Linked DNA regions of Homo sapiens: region 1 is linked to region 2. The links are chromatin loops, found by intact Hi-C in ENCODE. Cell type or tissue: PC-3. All regions are shown on one strand. Each heading gives the region's core, and the rest is flanking DNA. Links, peaks and the distances in the headings are about the cores only. Region 1 has its middle 100 kb from the start of LINC01364. Region 2 holds the start of LOC105378833 (a long non-coding RNA gene).

What was found. Peaks named below come from ENCODE experiments on the same cell type or tissue, not always from the same donor. Only the 100,000 strongest peaks of a DNase experiment are listed, where the experiment ranks them.
Region 1: it touches region 2 in a loop (2.2-fold over the local background); 2 of 110 quality-filtered maps call a loop at or near these places.

What each region holds. Positions count from the first base shown.
Region 1 is chr1:87,468,441-87,479,813 of GRCh38, forward strand. No RefSeq gene overlaps it. Among named protein-coding and RNA genes, the nearest start is that of LINC01364, 100 kb to the left of the region's middle. In PC-3, for the core only: no CTCF peak of the experiment used is centred there; a DNase peak (open chromatin) is centred at 5,061; H3K27ac peaks cover 924 bases.
Region 2 is chr1:87,386,329-87,397,701 of GRCh38, forward strand. It overlaps LOC105378833 (a long non-coding RNA gene), which reads left to right and starts at 4,867. Exons shown (of 4, transcript XR_001738133.2): 1 at 4,867-8,296; 2 at 9,822-10,118. In PC-3, for the core only: no CTCF peak of the experiment used is centred there; DNase peaks (open chromatin) are centred at 6,103 and 6,653; H3K4me3 peaks cover 893 bases; H3K27ac peaks cover 1,791 bases.

The DNA of each region.
Region 1 (11,373 bases), core at 1,191-9,190, 82 kb after region 2:
AAGAAATCCTCTGTTTTATTATAGTCGGCCCTCTTTATGCAAGGGTTCTGCATCTGCGGAAAATACTATTTTTGATCTGTGGTTGGTTGAACCTGCAGGCACAAAAGGCCAACTCTACTACTCCATTTTATATAAGGGACTTGAGCATCTGCGGATTTTGTTATGGAGGCGTAGTGTCCTGAAACCAGTCCCCCTCAGATACTGAGGGATAACTGTATTTCATATAGGCTATCTTTCTAATTAAATTTTCAAGTCCATTGAGGGCAGAGGCCTATCCTATTTGTTGTATCCTAGCCTTCATCTCAGGGCACTGTATCTAGAATGGGGTCCAATAAACTTTTTTTTTTTTTTGACACAGAGAGTCTCACTCTGTCACCCAGGCTGGAGTGCAGTGGCACAATCTTGGCTCACTGCAACCTCCACCTCCCGGGTCCTCCCGGGTTCAAGCGATTCTTGTGCCACAGCCTCCTAAGTAGCTGGAATTACAGGGGGGGCGCCACCATGCCTGGTTAATTTTGTATTTTTAGTAGAGATAGGATTTTGCCATGTTGGCCAGGCTGGTCTCGAACTCCTGACCTCAAGTGATCCACCTGCCTTGGCCTCCCAAAGTGCTGGGATTATAGGCATGAACCATTGTTCCAGGCCCCAATAAACTTTTAAAAGTATATATTAATAGTATCATCATCAGTTGTTAATGGTTCTGTGTGCTGGTGTTTTCCAGGTGCTGGGCATTTCCCACATGTCAGCTCACATGATCTTCACAATTAACCTGTGCAGTTCCTGTCATCCCCATCCTGAGAGGAGGAGATCAAGGCCCAGGGACCACAGGGGATTTGGCAAAGTCACAGGGCTAGGGTAGGGCCAGGCCAGATTTGAACTCAGATGATCGGCAGTGTCTATAATATTATGGGAATTAATGTTCCCTTTGCTGCCTGGTGAGAACACCTCAAATAAGGGTGCTAGGAGGAAAAGTCTGGTTTGGGAGAGGGGCAGAGGACTAGGTCCCAATGAGAAAGCATTGCATATATCATATCAGGAAAGTGGTTTATTTCTCTGCATCCCAGCTTCCCAATCTCTGAAATGGGAGTGGTTATCCCTAAGTCACTGGAGATCCAAAAAAAACTCAACAGACTAGTAGGGTTCAGGAAGCATCAAGGAAGGAAAAGGGCACTACCTGTAAATTCTGACCTCGGGGGCAGTTCTGGGAGTTGGGGTCCTTAGATGCTCCCGTGGGGGAGGTTTTGTTTATAACCAACCCACTGCAGGGCTGTGCTTTTATTTATTTATTTCTAAAAGGAATAGAGGCTCCTCTAGGCTGGCTCTCATACCTGGAGGAGCACACCACAGAGGTCCATCTCCCACCTTATGACATCAGAAAGGGCAGCTTTATTCCTCACCCTCAAAGCGCAGAAGCTGGAAATTGCTCCTTTATGAAACTACTCTTGAGAAAACTCACACTAAAGGGGTCTGGGTTACTTCCTTGACGCCCACCGCAAAAATTTTTGCTTTTTCATAAATCAAAAAACAGAACAAAACCCTCCAAAACTATGATATTCTGGCTTCAGGAAGAAGTGGACCTAATGTAATTCTTCTCTCAATCAATAGTCAATGAGGGATTTTAATTCATGAACACAATTAACATGATTACTGTGACCCCTATGGAGTCATTGCATTTTATTGCTCATTGCATGAACTGGATTTCCATATTTAGGAAGGAAAGCAAATAATATCAGCAGTCTTGTGTAGCTACATAAAATTCTTTCCTAAATATGTAGTGCTTTTCTAAGGATCCTTTTTGACTAAGTGATTCAACCTAATGTCAAAATGTTTTACAGATATATATTCATCCCCCCAATTAAAACAAATGTTAAGGAAAAGGAAACAAAGTGAAGATGTTCAATCTTTCTGTCAGAGCTGACCATGCATATAGTCTTCTTTGAACTGGTCGCAAAGGGAGATTCTAACTATTTGAGCAATTCTGACCATTAGAGCAATTTATTTGGAATAAGGCATTGTCTCTAGAAGGAATTTATTAAAAATACAGGTTATGTGGGCCTAGTAACACAATTCCCACAATAATCATTATTCTAGCTGCATGAATTACTTTATCAGATTAATAAGCTGTCACCTATCAGACAATATGGCTCTGAGGAAATAAGACATATTTTAATGGACATCATTGTCTTAAATATGAAGCAGTTCTATGAGACTGGCTGGCTTGCTTGGGGGGCCTGTGCTGGGGGTCTGGCAGGCTGGAAGACCAAAAGTCACTGAATAAAAAGAAGAAGCAGAGGAGCGAGAAGTGAGGGGAACAGTAAAATCCAACTTCTAGTCTCTTCACAATTTTGCCTCATGTCACCCTAGTCTTGTTTAAATGTTTTAATATACAAATGACCAATATGGTCTCTTTTTTTGGCCCATACCTCCAAAAAATAAGTTACTTGTACCAAAATTAAAAGTGAAATGACTCCCCTGCCCATTCCTTTCAGGAATGTTCATCGGTATCTTGTTCTTTTCTCTGGGCACACAGCTGAGCAGAATTTCCCAGCTCTCTGTGCCTAAGTGGGGGCAAGCAACTGAGGGCTGGACACCAGAGTGTGGCCATATAACACTCCACACTGACTTCTATCTTCCCTCTTTCCTCCCCTGAATGCCCAGAAACCAAGGACTGCAAGACACAAGAAAGATGAAGGAAGCCCTTGCCAGTGGAAGCCTGGGTCCCTGTGTTACCACTTGGAGAAGGGCCACCCAGGATTGGTTTGTCTTAGTCCATTTGTGCTGCTATAACAAAATACCACAGCCTGGATAATTTACAAGGAAGAGAAATTTATTTCTTACAGTTCTGGAGGTTGGGAAGTCCAAGATCAAGGTGCTGGCAGGATCAGTATCTGGTGAGGGCTGCTGTCAGCTGCCTTGTTGCTGCATCTTAAGAAGGGATAGAATACTATGTCCTCACTTGACAGAAGAGATGAAAGGGAAAGGGAATGAACCCACTCCCTCAAGCCCTTTAAAAGGGCCCTAATCCCATCCATGAAGCCCTGCCCTCATGACTTAATCACGTTTCTGTTTTTTTTTTTCTTGAGACAGAGTCTCTTACTCTGTCACTCAGGCTAGAGTGCAGTGGTATGATCTTGGCTCACTGCAAACTCTGCCTCCTGGGTTCATGCAATCCTCCTGCCTTAGCCTCCTGAGTAGCTGGGATTACAGGTGCCCACCACTACGCCTGGCTAATTTTTGTATTTTTAGTAGAAACAGAGTTTCACCATGTTGGCCAGGTTGGTCTTGAACTTCTGGCCTCAAGTGATCCTCCTGCCTTGGCATCCCAAAGTGTTGGGATTATAGGTGTGAGCCACCATAACTGGCCTTAATCACCTCTTAAAGGGCCCACCTCTTCATGCTATCCCGTGGGCAATTAAATTTCAGCATATGACTTTTGGGGGACACATTCAGACCCTAGTAGTGGCTAGCCAGGAACACCCACCTTGGACTTGGCATTTGTGAAAAACAGAACTTGATTGGGCTAAGCCATTGAGATCTAGGGGTCTTTTATCGTGTCATGCAGTATTATTTACCTTTACTACTGCAACTTACTATATTGGTGTTTGTCATCATTCTATTGCAGGATACTTAAATCTTTTGTGCAAAAGAGGTCTTTAAAATGATTTTTAAAGAAAGAATAGGATATATATATCAGTAGCTTCAGTTTGCTAAGGACTTTCTATCAGACACTTTAAGTGCTTTGCATTCTTATTTAATCTCCATAACAATCTTTGGGGGTAGATTTACTATCCCCATTTTACAGATGAGGAAATAGACTTAGAAAGTTTATTGAAGAACTTGCTTCAGCCAGACTGCTAATGAGTGATGGCACTGCGATAGTGATCCAGCCAATCGCGTTCACACTGAGCTCCTTACCAGTGTGCGATTCTATTCTTATGGTTACTCAGGGAAAACAGGATGAGACCATGGAGCGACACGACAAGATCACGCCATGAACTGAGGAAAAGTCCTGGCCTTTAGAGGAAAAAATTATCATATCTCTCTGCTCACAAAATAGTTGAGAGAACGTTTTCTTTATCTCCATTCCACACCTAAAAAATATGGAATTGATTTTCTGTGATTTCCCTTTTCTGCCCTCCATTGAAAGCCTTGATTATGCCCCAGTTTTCTGCAAGGATAAAATTCTTACTGCTGAGTTATACATTCTGCAGATGAGGAAGTTATACCTAGGTTTCAACTGTGAAACATTTACTCCTCCATTGATACATGTGTGTAACTCCCATCAGGGGAACACTTTTCTTAGAGGAAAAAATACTTAGTTTCTATAGAGGCAAAACAAGGAAAAAGGTGGACATGACGTGTGGCAAAAACAAGCACCCTGAAGGGCGAGGGAAAAGAAAGAATGAAGCTAAGTACATATAGTTTATTTGTTGTTGTTGTTGTGGATAGGGAATGTTGAATTTCAAGTTTTCTTTTTTAAGCAGAGAATGCAGAATTTTGCCTAACTGATCGCTATCATTATTGCTGTCATTGGAATTCAACAAGAGAATGCATGTAGAAGGGGCTTCGTAAGACAGTGGTGCACCACACATGAAAGATACTATGATTATAGCCTTTATTATTAGGATGGTGCAAAAGTAATCATGGTTTTTGCCATTAAAATTAATGCAGAAACTGCATTGTGATAGGATGTGGCAAAGTAGAAGTAAGTGGTAGCTTAGAACATAGGCTATGGAGGCAGAGTCTGGGCTTAACATTTTGGTGCTGCCTTTACTAGCTCTGCAACAGTTTGGTCAAGTTACCTAAACTTTCTAAGCTCCAGATTCCTTCTTTGTCAAATGCAGATAATGTTATCTTCCTCATTGTGTTTTGAGAATGACACATGATAATACGCATCTGTGAAAGGTTACTTGTTTTAAGGATGGTGATGTTGACTCACATGAAAAACAAGGAAACAAGTGAGTCAATAATAAAAACATATAGTTACTTACATGCTTTTATTATATAAGTTAGCATCAGTTTTATGGATTGGAAGGATAAAAACAAACTCAGAAGGAATCCTAGAGAGATTTGGCTAGGCAGTGACTCAGAGATCAGGTAGATAAGGCTCCCTGCGGAGTTGGGACTTGAATAGTGGGGAGGTAGAAGGAAACCACAAGTGAATCCAGCCATTTTGCATGACCTTCAGTGTAACTTCAGATTTGGTTCAGGTCTCAGTAAGCACCTGCTCGCCAGAGAGGGAGTGAGGCTTCCATAGCACTTGGCTAGAAGCAGAAATGGGCATGTAGGGGAAGACAGGGCTCATTGTAGGCCTGAGAGAGAGAGAGAGGACAGTTAAGACAGTCTCATGAGATCCGCTGGAGGTTCAGGGAGGTCCCAGACCACCCTGGACTTTCCCTGTAGGCCAATCCTTCATGTTCCAGTTATTGAACGCCCATTCTACTGCAGGAACTGATCATAGTTATTAGAGTTCAGAAAATAAAGTTTCCCTGTTATTTATTCTGGAATTTGTCTTATCCTTTCAATATTCTACAAGTCTCCCACCAGTCTGCTAAAGAATATCACTTCTCTGAGGAACAGAATGGTCTGCTTCTGATACTAAAAGTAAGATGTTTGTTTTTGAAGCAACATAGATTCAAATAGGGATAACAATTCTTTGTGGAAAATAAAAGCATCTTTATATTTACTTGAGTAAACAGAAAAAATAGTGCAATTGAAATGATTTCCCACCTGCCAAACAAAACAGTTTTCTTTTGTAAGTCCTATTCCATATACGAGGGTGGTCAAAGCAAAAGGCTGCACAAAGGGAATAGTGATGAATTCAGCTAGTGGGAGCCACTGTGCCTGCCGACAGTTCACTCGCTCCATTATATTCCACTGCGGCAAGAGAAAGTCACCCTGCAACCTGGACTGACAGGCTCAGCTGCTTGGCAAATGTCAGTTCTCTTCTCAAAGAGCCATGTTTTTCCTGGGAGTTAATTTGTGGGCGTTTCATGTTGGTTGAATTGGGCCTAAAGTCAAAGCAAAACTTTGGAGAAGCTGTGATGCATCCCAGGTTAAACCAGAACTATTTATTGCAGCTTCCCTTTTTGGCCACGTAGTTCTTGTCCTACAGAGCGGCTGGGATTTTCCACTGAAAGTGTCTGCTTATATCTTGGGAGGTAGGTCGTGAGGACCTCTAGCCTTCTTCTTTTCCTGTGGCTCTCTTTGGAGGTCGGGACAAGCTGACCCACCAACGCTCCGCAGGACCAGCCACAGGCAGAATGCTGCAGGACATGAAGTTTGCCTTTTACAGCCCCATACCTGTACTATTTTCACCTTTCTCAATCCCTAGGCCTTCCCAGACCTACCCAGGGGCTTCTGGCTATGGTGCCTGGCTCCTTCGCTATGGCACTAAACCTAGCCCGCCTTGATTTTTAAAAATATAGCAACAATCATCACCACAATTACCATTTACTGGCCCTTCGTTATGTGCCTGACATTATGTCGCACATTGTATTCATATTTTTCTCCGTGACTGTGTGAGCTCAACAGCTATAAGAAGTGGCTATACATGCAGTGAATACCTTTGGTTTCCTCTCTGTCTCCTTGCCTACTCCAGGAGGTCTCGTGCAGGCCAGTTGGCATGACAGCTGCGTCCCTTTGCCTGAGGGGGTGCCCTCGCCTCCTGAGAAGATGGTAAATTGAGGGCTAAGCTAGAGGTGCTCAATCCAGGAGTGATCCTCAGCCTTTGAGGGGTAGGAATTTCTGGGAAAATTTATTGACTTCCTATTCCCCACGGTGGGACAATTCTGGGGTAGGTTCCCAGGTCTCCCAGAGGGTCTTCAAAAAGATTGACAGCAGTGGCCTCATGGTAACCTCATGGCAACCACTTTCATTGGTTTGTCCCCTGTCCCTTCTGTCTCACTTACCAATTCCCTCTCATTGCTCTCTGGGATTTCTGCCCAAACTTGTTCTCAATCCTTGTGTCATGATTTGTCCTTGAAGGAATCTTCACCAAGATACTGCATGATTGTCCTCCCAGAACAGGAGAGAAAGAGAGCTTTGGGATGCTGACGTGCATGAGGACATGTAGCTGGTGAGTGGCCAGCAGGACTTGAATCAGGACCATCACTTATGTTTCCATCAGAATCAGTCTGGGCGTATTTTTCTAGTTAGTTAATCAAATTAATTAGTGTGTAGCTTTTTTGAAAATGATTTAAGCCTTTAGAACATATCCTAATACTTCCTTCTTCTATCAAATCTATTTGTCCTGTATCTCATTCCATTGAGACTCAGGATTTAACCAGCAATATAATTATATACAAATATAATAAATTAATTAATATTGCAATGCTATAGCTGAAAGTGATGAAATGTAGTATGCCTCTAGATGTATTCATACTTTACACTAGACTTTTCCAATTGCAGTGCCTTAACTTAAAGGAAGAACTGTTAGTAGAATTTCAGGCATCTAAGTAGTCAAGGAAACCCCCTCTCCATGCTCTCCAATGGACTTTTCCTGAGCCCCTTATACATCTTTCCATTTGCTAACTCTACCTGCTGACACTGATGCTTTATCTAATCATCAGTGGGATTCCTCTTGAATTGGAAGGCAAAGTTCAACCCTGAATGTGTGCTGGCCTGGTTCCTTCTCAGTGACAAAAACATGCAACTGTCTCTTCTTTACCTCTCTGGCTCATCAGGGGACATGGAGGAACTGTTTACGTGCCTTGGTTTCCTAGCCTGTGAAAGGAAGATAACCCTTGTTCCAACATGCTTTTCAGCGGGTGATGTGAAGATAAATGTGATAACGTCTACAAAGTCCTCCGAATTCTTGGGATGAAAGGCGCTATGTAAATGGAGCACAGCCCTGTTATGATTAAAGTTTAATGCAGCAGCTCTCAGGCCTATACAGGGAATGCAGTCTGGCTGGAAGATAGGATTGCTGAGTTGTCCCCTCTAATCATTGTCCCCATGGATTCACCATCCAGCAGCCTCATCTTAGAAATGCCCATCCATTCCGTTCATTCAATTTGGTTTTTATTTTCAAGAGACCAGTTACACAGTTACGTTTTGCCCTTCACATTCTTCAGCTATGGGGGTCAGGTTTTAGAAAACACATATGTACAAACGTACATTGCCACCTAATTTATGACCCAACTCCTGGAGGGCCTGAGGACTAGATCAGCAACTAGACATTCAGATATAAATTCTGCACTGAAAAGAATATCCTTGAACCTCTGCATGTTTGTGTGTGGCCTGAAACACAATCATGCATCGGCCATTTTCTTTTCTTTTCTTTTCTTTTTTTTTTTTTGAGACAGTCTCGCACTGTTGCCCGGGTTGGAGTGCAATGTCGCCATCTTGGCTCACTGCAACCTCTGCCTCCTGGATTTAGGCGATTCTCCTGCCTCAGCCTCCTGAGTAGCTGGGATTACAGGCACCCACCACCACGCCTGGCTAATTTTTTGTATTTTTAGTAGAGACGGGGTTTCACTATGTTGGCCAGGCTGGTCTCGAACTCCTGACCTCGTGATCTGCCTGCCTTGGCCTCCCAAAGTGCTGGGATTACAGGCGTGAGCCACCGCACCTGGCCCAAGCATCACCCATTTTCAAAACAACAAGCTATACAATTTTCCTTTTTGTGACAGAATTGGAACTACTGGATTTCTCAGTAAAAGCAAAACAAAACAACCATAGAAAAATACCACCGTCTCCTTCTCAAATTAATTCTTTCAGTTTATGCTCCTAACTCCATAAAAATGTGGTTTAGCTTTTGAAGTTTTTATTAATATTTATAATGCCCTTTTGGTGCCCTTGAACCACACAGAAATAGAGCCCTGATATAAATACCTATCTTCTAGGTGGATTGTGGTATACCTAAACTCAGCCATTAACTTTGAAGTTTTTATGTATATATATATATATTTGACTTTGCTTTGTTTCTCTCATTTCTTGATGCAAAAGTTTATATTTTAAATACTTTTTAAAATGCAAATTTTAATAGCTTATATTTTATTTTCAAAAGTAATGCATGCTTGTAAAAATACACTGATATGGATATAGAAACGAAGGGAAAAAAACCTCTTCTTCCAGACACATGTCTAAAATCCTGTTGCCAAGGGTAAATCATGCACTTTAAGTCCTTTTAAATTAGGGCCTTGTTAGTTTGAGGGATTGAAATTGTCTTAAGAAGCTACTAACTAGTCATATTTCTTTATTTCTAAATATTGAAGTAAAAAAACTGTGAAAGATTTCAAAAATACAGAAAACTATACAAAATTATAATCATCCATAAGACTACTGCCAAAAGGTAATCAAGTTGTAACATTTTAGTGTACTTCTTTCAATATTTTTCTCTGCCAATATGGTAGAGATGGTACAATGGTCCCTTCAATCCCTCCATATTATATTGTGACAATTTTCTAATGTTAAGAGACATTTTGTCATTGGGCGCAATGGCTCATGCCTGTAATCCCAGCACTTTGGGAGGCCAAGGCAGGAGGATCACTTGAGGTCAGGTGTTCGAGACCAACCTGGCCAACATGGCGAAACCTCGTATCTATTCGAAATACAAAACTTAGTTGCGCATGGTGGCACGCAGCTGTAATACCAGCTACTTGGGAGCCTGAGGCAAAAAATAAACATTCTTTCAAAAAAACATAATTTTGAATGGCTGCAAAATATTCCTTTGCAAATGCTTCGTATTAAACTTTTTCCAGACAATGAGAGGGAATATTTAGCCCTCTCACCTCGTGTTTTCCTTGTGAGGGAGGGGCCCTTCTTCAATGACCAGGAAGGAGACATATAAATGGAACCGTCATTTGTCACCTCTCTGAATCCCCTCCCTCCTTCCTTCCAAAGGCAGAGTGACTCCTCTGGCTGCTGAGATGGAAAGAGGTGTCAGTTCAGTCACTCTCCACAGCAATCCTGCGACACCCTGAGGCTTGTGTTTCGTCTCCTTGGAATGGCTAGTTGGGCCCCACCATGTGGCCAGCTTCTCTGTCAAGACTCACTTATTCTGGCATGTTCTTGCTCCTGCAGAGGGCAGGCCTGCAGTTGGGGATGGAAGTGTTTAATTCTGAAGGAAAAGTGGTAGGCTTGTAGCCACAGGTTGAGCTGCTTCTCTAATGCAGTTTAGTCAACCTTTAGGATTATAGATAGATGTTCATCAGCTGGATTCCTGTATTTGTCTCTCAACTTGCTCCTAACTTAGATGAGGGGAGATAGTGAGTCAAGAGAAAAAAATGTAATGATTAATAGTTATAGCCCTATACCTCAACTAATGTTACTATAGCTAACATTTATTTAGTATTTATTCTGGATCAAGCTGCATTTTCTCATATAATTCCCCCAACAACCCTGTGAGGTCATGGTATTATTGTTATCATTTTACAGATGATGGAATTGAGGCATGATGAAAGCCTCTCGCAAGTGAGGGAGCTGGGATTTGCTCCCTTGCTCCTAGCCACTTCACTGTATCATCCTTCATCTATTCTACATCATAAATAACACATTAACTTTTTTGCACATTAATTGTAGCTTGACTTGTAAACTCTACCTGATGCTGTCTTCTATAGTTGAATATGTCCGTTATTTTTTAAATAATATTTTATTGTAGTTATTGAATGTCTTTTAATATCATTTATAATGACTTGGGATATACAGATTTTTATTTTTATGCAGTTAAATCTATTCTTATTTTCCTTCATGACTTATTCCATCTTGATTTTGTGTTTAGGAAGTCTTTGCCAACCCGATAAATAGACTTTCACCTATATTTTACTTTAGATTCTATGGTTTTATTTTAAAAGTATAACTTTTACCATCCAGAAATTATTTGGTATAAGAGAACCGTTCTAAGTTTTTTGTTTTGTTTTGAAGAAAAACAAACAAACAAACAGTTGACTCAACACCATCCTTTCTCCACTGGTTTCCAAACCTGTTTCTGGTTTCTGTTTTTCTCCATTGCACTACCTGCTAATTTTTCTGTAATCTCACTCTGTTTTTATTTGTTTGTTGAACTTTTTACTGTAGCTTTATGGCATATTTTAATATTTAGAAGGATGAGTCCCACCTTGTTACTCTTTATTTTTAGAAACTTGTTGTCATCATGTGATATTCTTCCACATACATTTAAAAATTATTTTATCAAGTCTTTGCCCTAAAATCTTAATGGGAATATAGTTAGAATCTAGTTTCATCTGCAACTCAGTTTGGAAATATTTAATATCTTTACAGAATTCCTTTTTTCCATCTAGGAACATGTAATTTATTTATTCTTAAATATTTTCTTTTGCATGTCTCAGGTACTGAATTTGTCCTCATGAATGTGGCATTCTTTCTTGTTCAGGTTATTTCTATTATTTTATATTTTTGGAGGCTATTGGG
Region 2 (11,373 bases), core at 1,139-9,138:
CTATCTCCCATTGCCTTTACTGACTTTTCCTTATTGCTCATATGGACAGAGATCATAAGGCACTCTAACTGACCTCAGTTCAAATAATCTGTCCTGTTATCAGATCAAGGGCCCAATTGTAGGGTTCAGAAAAAGCACCTCCACTTCCTTAGTTTTTCTTTAAGTGTGTGAACTTAGATTGGCTAGGCTACATGCCTAAAAGAGAAAACGACTTTTTAAAAAAATTGCACCAAGGTGTGTTTGTCAAACAGTAGAGCAAACAACTACATTTGATAGTGGTTGGGGAGGAGCTGGATTTTCCCCAGTCCTCTCAGTATCACAGTAACTTCTTTCTAGAGCATCTTAGACTTCCGTGGTTACCAGAGAATGGTCATTCAGAGCTTTGCCAGGAGTGCCTGTCTTGCATTGCATTCTGTGAAAGCCTCAACATGCATCCTTGCACCCTCTCTGACCTGCTCATTTTTATGGCTACAGAGCTGGGAAGCAAAGCTAGTGACATGTGGGGAGTTTCCATGTGCAAATGTCCACATCCTTCATTCATGTCCTTCAAGGGTTTCCTTTCACATTTTCTGATTGTGTTTCTGAGTACATGGTGTCAACAGCTCTCAGAACTGTTAAGTTTTCTATTTATCCTCAGGCCAGGAAAAGGCACAGATCACTGCAGTGTAAAATTACCAGTGATTTTGACAGTGACCTGGAAGAACTATGGAATGAAGAAATTTAGCCTTGAGAGCTGAGGTTCAGCCCCAGGCCCATCTTAACCAAGAAGTTCTGCTCAATTATACAGGTCACAGGAAGTTCTGCTAGTCTTAAAAATATTGAACTCATCAAACTTAAGTTCGGTGTTGTTGACACATCTTGATGAATGGCCAGTTTTGGACAACAACTACCGTATTTACTTGTTTATTTCCTCCTTTGTTCCATTCCTACTCAACCTTAATTTTGAAAAGTAATACTGAGTTTTAAAATTCGCTTTTTATTTCTTTTGCAGGGGCTCTCCAAGTCAGCACAAACTCTTCTGAAGGTTTGAAAAACTAGGTGAAATAGTAAAAATGGCCATATTTGCTGAAAATAGAAGACAGAGGACTTATTTCTCTGGAACTGTTCTGACCAAGCCTTTAGAGAGCAGATGTCATAATGGCTAAGAGCTCAGGCTTTAGAGCTGGACCATCTGGGTTGAACCCCAACTCTGCCACTTCCTACCTATGAATCTGTGGGCAAGTTACCCTCTGTGTGCCTCAGTTTCATCATCTGCAAAACAGAGATGGGAGCCATGATACCCACTTCTTTGGGCTGTTGTGAGTTAATAGGTATAAAGCAATTAGAATGGGGTCTGGCATGTAGAAGGTCCTCAATGAACATTAGCTACTCTATTAGTCAGCTTGCGCTTATAACAAAATACCATAGACTGAGTGGCCTAAACAACAGAAATTTATTTTCTCACAGTTCTGGAGGCTGAAACTGTGAAATCAGGGTGCCAACATAGTTAGGTTCTGGTGAGGGCTCTCTTCTCAGCTTGCAGATGGCCACTTTCTTCCTGTGTCCTCTCATGGCAGAGAGATCTTTCTCTCTTCTTCTCATAAGGCCACCAACCCTGTAAGATTAAGACTTCCTCTGCCTTAGGATGACCTCATTTAACCTTAATTAAATCCTAAAAGCCCTATCTCCAAATATAGTTATACTGGGGGTTAGATTTTAACATATGAATTTTAGAAAGACACAATTCAGTCCATAACAGCTACTATTTTTAATTAGCTTATAACTTAGAACTGTTGCAGATGTCTTGTGAATGTAGAATCACGAAGTTACTCTGGGCAGTATAGAAATACGTACTTAAAAAGGGAATTGTGCGAATAAATGGGGGATAGCTCAAGATAGTTGTGTTTTAATTAGAAGACAATTCTCATGTATTTCCTTGGTCTATCAAGCTACCATCTTAGAGCCCTTAAAAATGATCTTGAGGCTTCTATTTCTTCTTCTGCTCTTAGCTTACACTAACCTTGGTGAGTAGTTACTTTCTGAATGTAGTTTATTACCTTGCTTCCAAGGGCCATTTTAACTCTTCAGATATAATTTAGACACTGATGACTTGTTTTCTAACTGCAGGAGTTACACATTAAGGTCCCAAAAACTCCCCTGACTTTCCTCAGGAGGGTGGGAGTCCCAGAATCTCAAACACTGTTTTCTAAAATTCTTCTCACAAAATGCTTCCTTAATTTTCTCTTTCTGGGCCCTTTTATATCTTCATTGTGAGTGACAGATTTCAAGGATTATGCAACTGGTTCTTCTCTGTTTCTCTTTTTGGAAATTCTGCATATGGTCTAGCACTTCCTTTGGAATTCAGCATCAATTGTATCTTGGTACATCAGTCAAAACTTCCAATTTAACATCCTGTTACATTTAGAAATGCATCCTTTGTATCTCATCATGGTACACTGGATACAGAACATTTATAACTCTCCAAGCCTCAGTGTTGAGCCAATAGAGTTAGGGGTAGGTGAGGAAGGAAACTAACCTTTATTGAGTTTAAGTAATTTGTTTATTTCTTTTCACTAAAAACGGCAGAGCCAAAATTGCTCTCTTGGTCTGATGTTCTAAAACCCAGGGTCATTTGCTATATGACAAAGCACTCATGCAAAACCTATCCATGGAAACACTTCCTTACACACTTTCATCTTTAAACTTTCTTGGTAATATTAATCAGTCTCTTAAAATATGGTCAAATATTTTTGAGTTTTTGGTAAATCTAAGAAAATATTAAAAAATGAAGGCATTCTCTTTGCTCCTGATATAGCCTCTTTTTTCTACCTCATAAATAAGGAAAGGGTAACCTCTACTTTTATAGCCTTTGAAGGCTTTTTTTAAAACTATAAAATTAGTGACTTTGGCATGGCCCCAAGAGGATGTGTTTATTAACTTGGTTATAAATACTTGAACTCCACACTCTAAATTTAATTTGTCAGATAAGAGAATATTATGTTTACATGCATTTATGATTTATTACTTCCCTAATATCGATGTGAGTTTCAGAAACTAAAATATGGCTTTTATTTTCTAACTCCTAACAGGGAAGACAGAAAGAAGTGGGTCTTTTTGTTAAAATTCCTTAAAACCAGGTTTTATCCATACTTAGGCACATACCTATGAAACTGGGAGCACTAAGGAAAAACAGAAACTTCTAAAAGATCCTATAGAGGAAAAAAATGGTTACCTCCTAAACCCATCTTTACTAAAAATACAAAATTAGCAGGGCATGGTGGCTTGTGCCTGTAATCCCAGCTACTCAGGAGGCTGAGACAGGAGAATCACTTGAACCCGTGAGGCAGAGGTTGTGGTGAGCCAAGATCGTGCCATAACACTCCAGCCTGGGCAAGAAGAGCAAAACTCCGAAAAAAAAAGAAAAAAAAAAAAGGTAACCTCCTAGGGAATCAGAATCAGAATAGCTTTTGACTTCTTATTAGCAACATTGGATGCTAGAAGACAATGGAATAATGCCTTCAAAGTTCTGAGGGAAAATAATTTTGACCATAGAACTCTATTCCCAGCCAAACCACTAGTCAAGTAAAGAGGAAAAAGCACATCAAACATGGCATAAATTATAGTTTATAATTCTGAAAAAAATTAATTGAGGATGAACTCCAGCAAAAGAGAAACACCATGAAAGAGGAAGGCAAGGGATATCAGGAAGAGTCGGTCTAACTTAGAAGGGCAGAGAGAGAAGTTTCTGGATGACAGCTGGGCAGCAGCTGAAGAGCACACTGTCTAGATGGGAGCAGCATTTAGGAGACACCTGGGTGGATGTATCAGGCAGGAGATTGGTCTATGAGTGAAAATATTTATGTAATCATATAACCTCTATTTTTAGGCTTATATATTATTTTTAGCATTAATCTTTAGACAGATCCACAGAAGGCTTAATTAGGATTACAGAAAAGACCATAAATGCTATCCATTTTGACAATGTACATGTATAAACAGGGTTGACAGATACTGGGATGTGAAACGGGGGCATGGAGGAAGAGTGAAAGATAAGGATAACAATATTCTTATCTAACGTATATAAATGTGCTGAAACAGGAAAAAGGCATTGGATATATTATTTGACATTACAAATGTAACCGGTAAGACAGCCTAAGCTATAAGTCTTAGCAATTGGGAAGAGGAAAATAGATAAAGAGGAAGGAGGAAATGTAAGGTAATTAAATATTATTCAGAGCAGGGAGTGAATAGTGATTGTTTAAAGTTGGTAGAAAGAGAAATAGTGATATAACCCTGTTAGAGTTAAAAAGGTAAGTGCCAGAAAATCACAAAACAGATAAACAAAAATTCTTAAAAATGATTAACTGTGGGAGAGGGGCTGGGCATGGGGAGGAAACAGGTAGGAGACTGTGGCATTTTATTGTAAGTCCTTATTCAATATTTTTTAAGAGACTGTGTCTTGCTACGGTGCCCAGTCTGAACTCCTGGGCTCAAGTGATCCTTCCATCTTAACCTCCCTAGTAGCTGGGATTACAGGTGTACCACCATGCCCAGCCTATAAACTCTTATTCAAAATCTGAAATACTCCAAAAATCTAAAACTTTTTTTTGTTTTTTGAGATCGAGTTTTGCTTTGTTGCCCAGGCAGAGTGCAGTGGCACAGTCACGGCTCACTGCAGCCTGGATTTCCTGGGCTCAAGCCACCTCCACACCTCAGCCTTCCAAGTAGCAGAGACTACATGTGCACGCCAAAAATGTCTGACTAATTTTTATTTTAGTTGAGTTTTTGTGGAGATGGGGGTTTCAGTATATTGCCCAAACTGATCTCAAACTCCTGGGCTCGGGCTATCTTTCTGCTTCTGCCTCACAAAGTTCTGGGATTACAGGCATTAGACAGTGTACCCAGCCCCAAATTTGAAATTTTTGAGCACTGACATGACACCACATGTGGAAAACCCTACACCCGGGTTTAGGTGGTGGATTGTAGTCAAAATGCAAGTGCACAACACGCAGTTTATTCAGTAACCCCAAGAGAAAAATAAAGTTATCTTCAGGCTATGTGCAGAAGATGTGTATGAAACATAAATGAATTTCATGTTTAGATTTGGGTCCCATCCCCAAAATAGATCATTATGTATATGCAGATATTCCAAAATTTGAAAAAATTTGAGATCTGAAATACTTCTAGTCCCACACATTTCAGATAAGGGATACTCAACTTGTGTATACACAATATATAGACAGTCCCCAAATTATGGTGGTTCAGTTCACAATTTTTTGCCTTTACAGTGGGTTTATTGAGACAGCAAATGCATTTTAGACCCACAATGAGTTGTATTGGGAAGTAGTCCCATCATAAGTCTAGGATCATCTGTATATATGTTTTATTGTATTAAACAGCCCATTTTAGTATGTTGGCTATTTAAGCATTTCAGTCTGTCCTGGTGATGATAGCAGAGTAGATTGTAATCAAAGAAAACTGTTTGCCAGCAGGCAGATGCAGATCAGAATAAAGGTGAGGTTGGGTGCTTGTCGGAAAGACCGTCTCAGCCAGAAATCAGAATGAACTACATTTTTCAGGGTCGTGTTCCACATATTAAGGATATGCAAATTAGCTTCTCCATCAATTAACACAACCACAGAAGTCCAAAGAGGCAAAATCTGGAGCAGCAGGTGAGCAAGAAGAGGCACGGCTTGGAGCAAACCAGGGGGTACCTAGAAGATGGCTTGTGGTCATCACAGTGATGAGCAAGAGATGTAAGCCAGAAATATTCACCAGCTGGTTAGTTTAGCCTTAAAGGCTACTGACTGTGGGCCAGGCTAGACAGAAACAATCTGGGTTAATCTACTCAATTTAAATCCAGGCAGCGGGGAAAATGGATACTTTCATATGTCTCTGTACCCAACTATAAACTTTTGGTTCTCATGCACCATTTTCATTTTGCCTTCTCACTCCAAGTACCACTGATTTTACCAATTACTCTCATAATTGACTTTGCTACTGGAAGAAACTCTTAGAATGTTGGAATTTCTCTATTACACACTTTGCCTCAAAGAATGTGTCAGTCAGGACTAAAGCAATAGTCTCAGGGCAGACAGCCAACCTACATCTGATGACAACATTGCAGTACAGTAGTCACAATATGCTGACTTCTGAGCAAGCCCGTGGCACTACCCTGGAAGGATGGCCCCAGAGAAGCTGGGATATGCAAGCTACCCGCCTCATAGTTCGGAGACCATTGAGTGGAAAGTGCTTCCCCTTTGTTCTTTCTGTTTATTCACAAGTGGGTGAAATGGATTTCTGAGTCTCCTAGCCTAAAGCAAGTTTTGGCTTGATGACTTTTATGGGCATTTATGTTTACTTTGTAAAAGTGTAAGAAACAATAAGTTATAGTAATATGGGGGAGTGGGAGGTTAGTAGTTGTTTAAATCTTTTTAAAAAGAATGCATTTGCAAGAGATTAATGTTTATGAGTGGCTAGGACATTCAGAGAGCATAAAGTGCTTTTAGGGTGTGTTGAGATGGGGAGTTTTCAAATGAGCCCAGAGTTTCTGAATTCCTTGAAGCCATTCTGATAATTTCTTTGAAAGAAAACTTGCCCCTGTAAACATGTTTGCTGTGTGTCTGTTCCATCGTTGCAGGGCTGGTTCTAACGCTACATCAGGAAATGGAATTCTTGGGCACAGTAATAATAGAGAAGTGAGTCATTGGATTAGAAGGTCACCTATCCAGACGAATCAGTGGGAAATTAGTTCTATGGTCTGTTTGGTTTGGTAATAAAAGGAAGTATATTTCTCCAATCGATAAAGTTCCTAGTTCTTTAAAAATTTCTCTCAAATCCTTGGTAGGACATACTTAAGACTACAAACTTGTCATTTTCTAGCTGGGGAAGATGGTTCCTTAAAAAGGATCCTGTTTGTCACCACCCTGTGGGCACTTTTTTGAATTCTTCATTTGAAGGGCCTTGGAAACCATTTCATCATGCCTCACCATATGAATATATAATGTTTCCTAAGTACTGAATAGTTTTCCTTCATTCTGGGTCCAAGGGGTGGCAGTTGAAGACAGGCTGGGAACTGCTACCAATCATCACAGTGGCCTGGTTTCAGAAGGGCTCTATGTTCATCTCCCCTCGTTTTTCTTCTCTTACCTCTGTTGGGAGATCATCTGCAGAAATCCTTCTGTGCCCTTCAGTAGACTTGGCATCAAGGAAGACTGAGGTTTTCCAGCTCTCCAGTGGCAAAGACCTGGGGCTGTCACTGGGGAGGCTGCACCTGGGCTGGACCCGTTTGTACTGATGGCACTGGGTCCTGCACTATCTGTGCAGCCCTAAAAATAGCTCTCAATTAACATTGCATTTCAAGAATTGGAAAATTTCCCAGAAGTCCATTCTTTCTTCCTTTTCTATTTCATTACATTTTGCAGTAATAATACACAAGCCTCCAGAAAACATGACGGGTAATGAAAAAATGTAATTAATATAAGCAGCGTAAAGCATGTTTTTTTTTCTCTGTTGTCCTTGCAGAAAATTGCTGCTTTAAACCAAGCAGGATATGAAAATGCATAAACCCCCCCTAATCTGCTGTGGTTTGTAAATATCTTATGCAAAACAGTTAAGTCAACTGTCAGATTTTTTTTTTTTAACATTAAGCCACATATTCTTGTAAAATTTGTTTCCCCTGCAGGACAAGTGGAGTGATTTAGATAAGTATTTGTGAGGGGGAAGAAATGGCAGTGATGGTAAGGTTTTTCAACAATAAACCTAAAAGCAGAAAGAACCTCCTTTTTGAATTGCTGGTCTGTCCATTGGTTTCATCTGAATGGCATTGTGTGCTGCCTCTAGGTACACTCAATTTTGGTATAGTACTTGCGAAAAGTAAATGTCCTTGCTACAATTTCACACCAGTACACCTTATCCCATTCATTGAAATAAAGTGATTAAGACGCCAAGAGGCTGTGGTATAGTCAACATGCTGGAGACCATTTTGGTTGACTTATCTGTACCACTAGTAATTATCTATAGGTGTTTGACTAAGAAGCCACAATAGAATTTCAAAACTGAAATACAGAGCATTATTCTGAAAACATCTTCCAAGGCCAGTGCTTACGGTTTGTTCGCATTTGTTCTTTTCTTTGTCCTTTAACAGCAACAACAACAAAAACTACAGTTAATATAACTTATGGGTCATTGTTAATTTCTATCTTGTCCTGAGTTCTAAAGGTTTCCTACGGCCTGGATGTGCGTGAACTTTCAGATTTCGCTCTCTGTGGAAACTCCTGGCCTTGTCACCACTGTGCCACTAGGCTCCCTCGTGAAGGTAGGGTTCCCCCAGCTGAAAAGCAGCGCCTCTCTCCTGTGGCCTTCTGAGCTGCCGTTTGGAGTCCCAGATGTAAGAAATGAAATAATCCACGCTCAGACAGTCACAAAGTGCCCATCTGGCACCCAGAATGCTTGTGAGATAGAAGCACACAGGCGTGAGCTCACTTTTGCTGTGGCATTTCATAAACAGAGCTGCAGCCTGCTAAAGAAAGACGTTGGGATGATAATAATCACTTTCCACTCCCCTCCCTTTTGTGCCTGCTCCCTTCAAAACACACACACACACACACACACACACACACACACACACACACAGCCTTAGCTTTTTTAAAACATAGGGGCTAGGGAGAAAAAAATAGAGAGCCATCCTCAAAAAGGTAACATTTTTTTTCAGAGGGTCTGAAGGAGAAATTTCCATTAACAGCTAAATCCCTCCCCACCACCTCTCCAGCCTGTGTTACTGTTTTTATGCCCTCCATCCTAGGATGCACAGGCAATGATGTGAAATGTGACCAGTCAACTATTAGCTAACTCACTCCTTGTACATCACCCTAAAAATCAGGAAAAGCAGCAGTGGGAGGGATTACATAAATCACGCACTGCTGCATTGCTTTCTAGTCCTGAAACCAGATTCACAGGAGAGCCTAATAAAGGACCTCAACACTTCTTCTTTAGCTTCCTTTTGTGTATTTGAGCCAAAGTAGGAGTAACAGAAGCCCAACCAAGGGGGTGTTGTTCAGAGAACACCTCGGGATGAGTGTGTTCATGTGTGAATGCAGAAGGGTGACCGTCCCTACAAATGCTTGCAACTGACATTCAACCCCAAGTTATAATTAAGGAGCAAGGCAGATGTGTAAACTAAGCCTGCTGGGGCAGGGTGTAATTGTTATATCAGATCCCCATTACTCTATGGCTCTAACTCTATTATTATTATTATTATTATTTATTTATTTTTTTAGACGGAGTTTTTGCTCTTGTTGCCCAGGCTGGAGTGCAATGGCGCGATCTCGGCTCACCACAACCTCCACCTCCCGGGTTCAAGCAATTCTCCTGCCTCGGCCTCCCAAGTAGCTGGGATTACAGGCATGTGCCACCACACTTGGCTAATTTTTTCTATTTTTAGTAGAGACAGGGTTTCACCATGTTGGTCAGGTTGGTGTCGAACTTCCGACCAGGTGACCCACCCATCTCGGCCTCCCAAAGTGCTGGGATTACAGGCGTGAGCCACCGCACCCGGCCAACTCTATTATTTTTAAAAAACACAGATTTCTAAAACATGTAGTACCCAACGACAAGAGTGAGACCCCTAAAGTAACAGATGACTATGGACACTGTGAAGAAGTCGAGCAACAAGCATGGGGCTTCAATGAAAGACTGGTAAAGTCATGTTCTGATTTGTATTATCATAGCATTAAAATGAGGAATAAAATCACCTTAGACATTTCACTTGATGTTGTTCTGAACTATAATAAAAAAAAATCAGGTTGCATTATCCTTCCCAAATATCACATCCGCTCTCTCAGCAGGTCTAGCCTTGCAAGGAGATATTTTCAAAGTAACCAGAGTTTTCGGCCCCAGAGCAGAGAATGATCACCATAACACAGGCAGCGTCCATCCCTAGCCCCTGCTGACCAAATGGCATGCAGGAGAAATGAGGTGGCTGGAAGATGTCTCCGTGGAATAGAGGTTCCTAGACTCATGAACCTTAGGGAGGAAGAAACAAATGGCTCTCTCCTTGGGGAACTTTCTCACTCTTCTCCGGCACCGCTCCTGCCTTTCCAGAGAATGGGGTCTGCTTGTTTGCAAATCCAGAGTACCAAGTGGGTAGCACAATGCGATGTTTGTAAATATGATAAACCATTACAATATTATAGCTTTTCATTTGGAAAGCCATTTAGGCAAGAAATGATTACTGACCCATGATATGTAAATGATGGAAATGCAGAAATTAGTATTTGGGTCAACTCATGTATTTTTCAACCATGAAATGAAAATCTCAGTGCTCACATTCCAATTCATACATGAAAGCATCACGGTGCTATTAGTTGACTATTGTGTTAATTTATTATTGTCTTAGTTAATGTTTTCAGAGCCACCCTGAAGTTATACCTCTACTTTCAATGCACTAATATCATGGCGAAAAGAGGGGCACATGTTCCTCTGGGTCAGCGGGTCTCCTGAGGGAATTCTATGTTAGCTGAGGGGAAATAAAGTGATTTTGAAGGAAGGTGAGGGAATCTCCACCCCAAATATTTCAAATATGGGATCAGTCTTACCCACCCACCGCCTTTTTTGAGTTCATAAAAACTACAAGAATGTGTTGGACACTCATATTACTGTGACAAGTTCCTAGGTGCTCTTGTGAACACAAACGAATCCAAAAGAGACCTTAGTATTCAAGGTTAAAGCAAAAGAGACTCAATATGAAAATGGCACAAAAACTCAAAGGGAGAGCATTTAGGAAGGCTTCCTGGAGGAGGCCATATTTAAGCTGTTTCTGAAGGGCTGTTAAGACTTGAATAGGCAAAAGGATGGCAAAAAGTCATCCTAGGTGGAAAGCAAGAGAAAAGATTCCAAAAATGGAGTGGATGCCATGCGAACAGATATCTCACCTTACAGAAACAGAACATGGGTGCAGCAGAGCAAAGAGTACAGGAGTGCCTTCAGAAATGTCAGGTTGCAACTGAACTTACATGCCATACATCTTGGAGACCCCTCAGAGTTCCTTCCCAGAGAGAACCAGAATAAGCGTGATGGAAAAAGTCTGGCCTACTTACACCATGTAGACATGCAGCCATCCTGGGGCTGAGAGAGACCGAGGTGGGAAGGCAAGTGGAGAGGGAGAAAGAGGAATCCAAAGACTGGGGAAAGAGAGTCTGGAGTAGGGGTGTTTTAAGGGATGGAATGGAAAGGGTGAGTTTGAGAGACAGGAAATGAAATGTAAGAGATGAATCTGAATGCTGCATGCAGAGGGATAGATTTACTGTCAACCCTTAAATTCGATGAGTTTAAAGAGCAAAATGAGTATATGATGCAGAGAGTAAGTGGAGTAAGGAAATGCTGATGGTTTTGCTT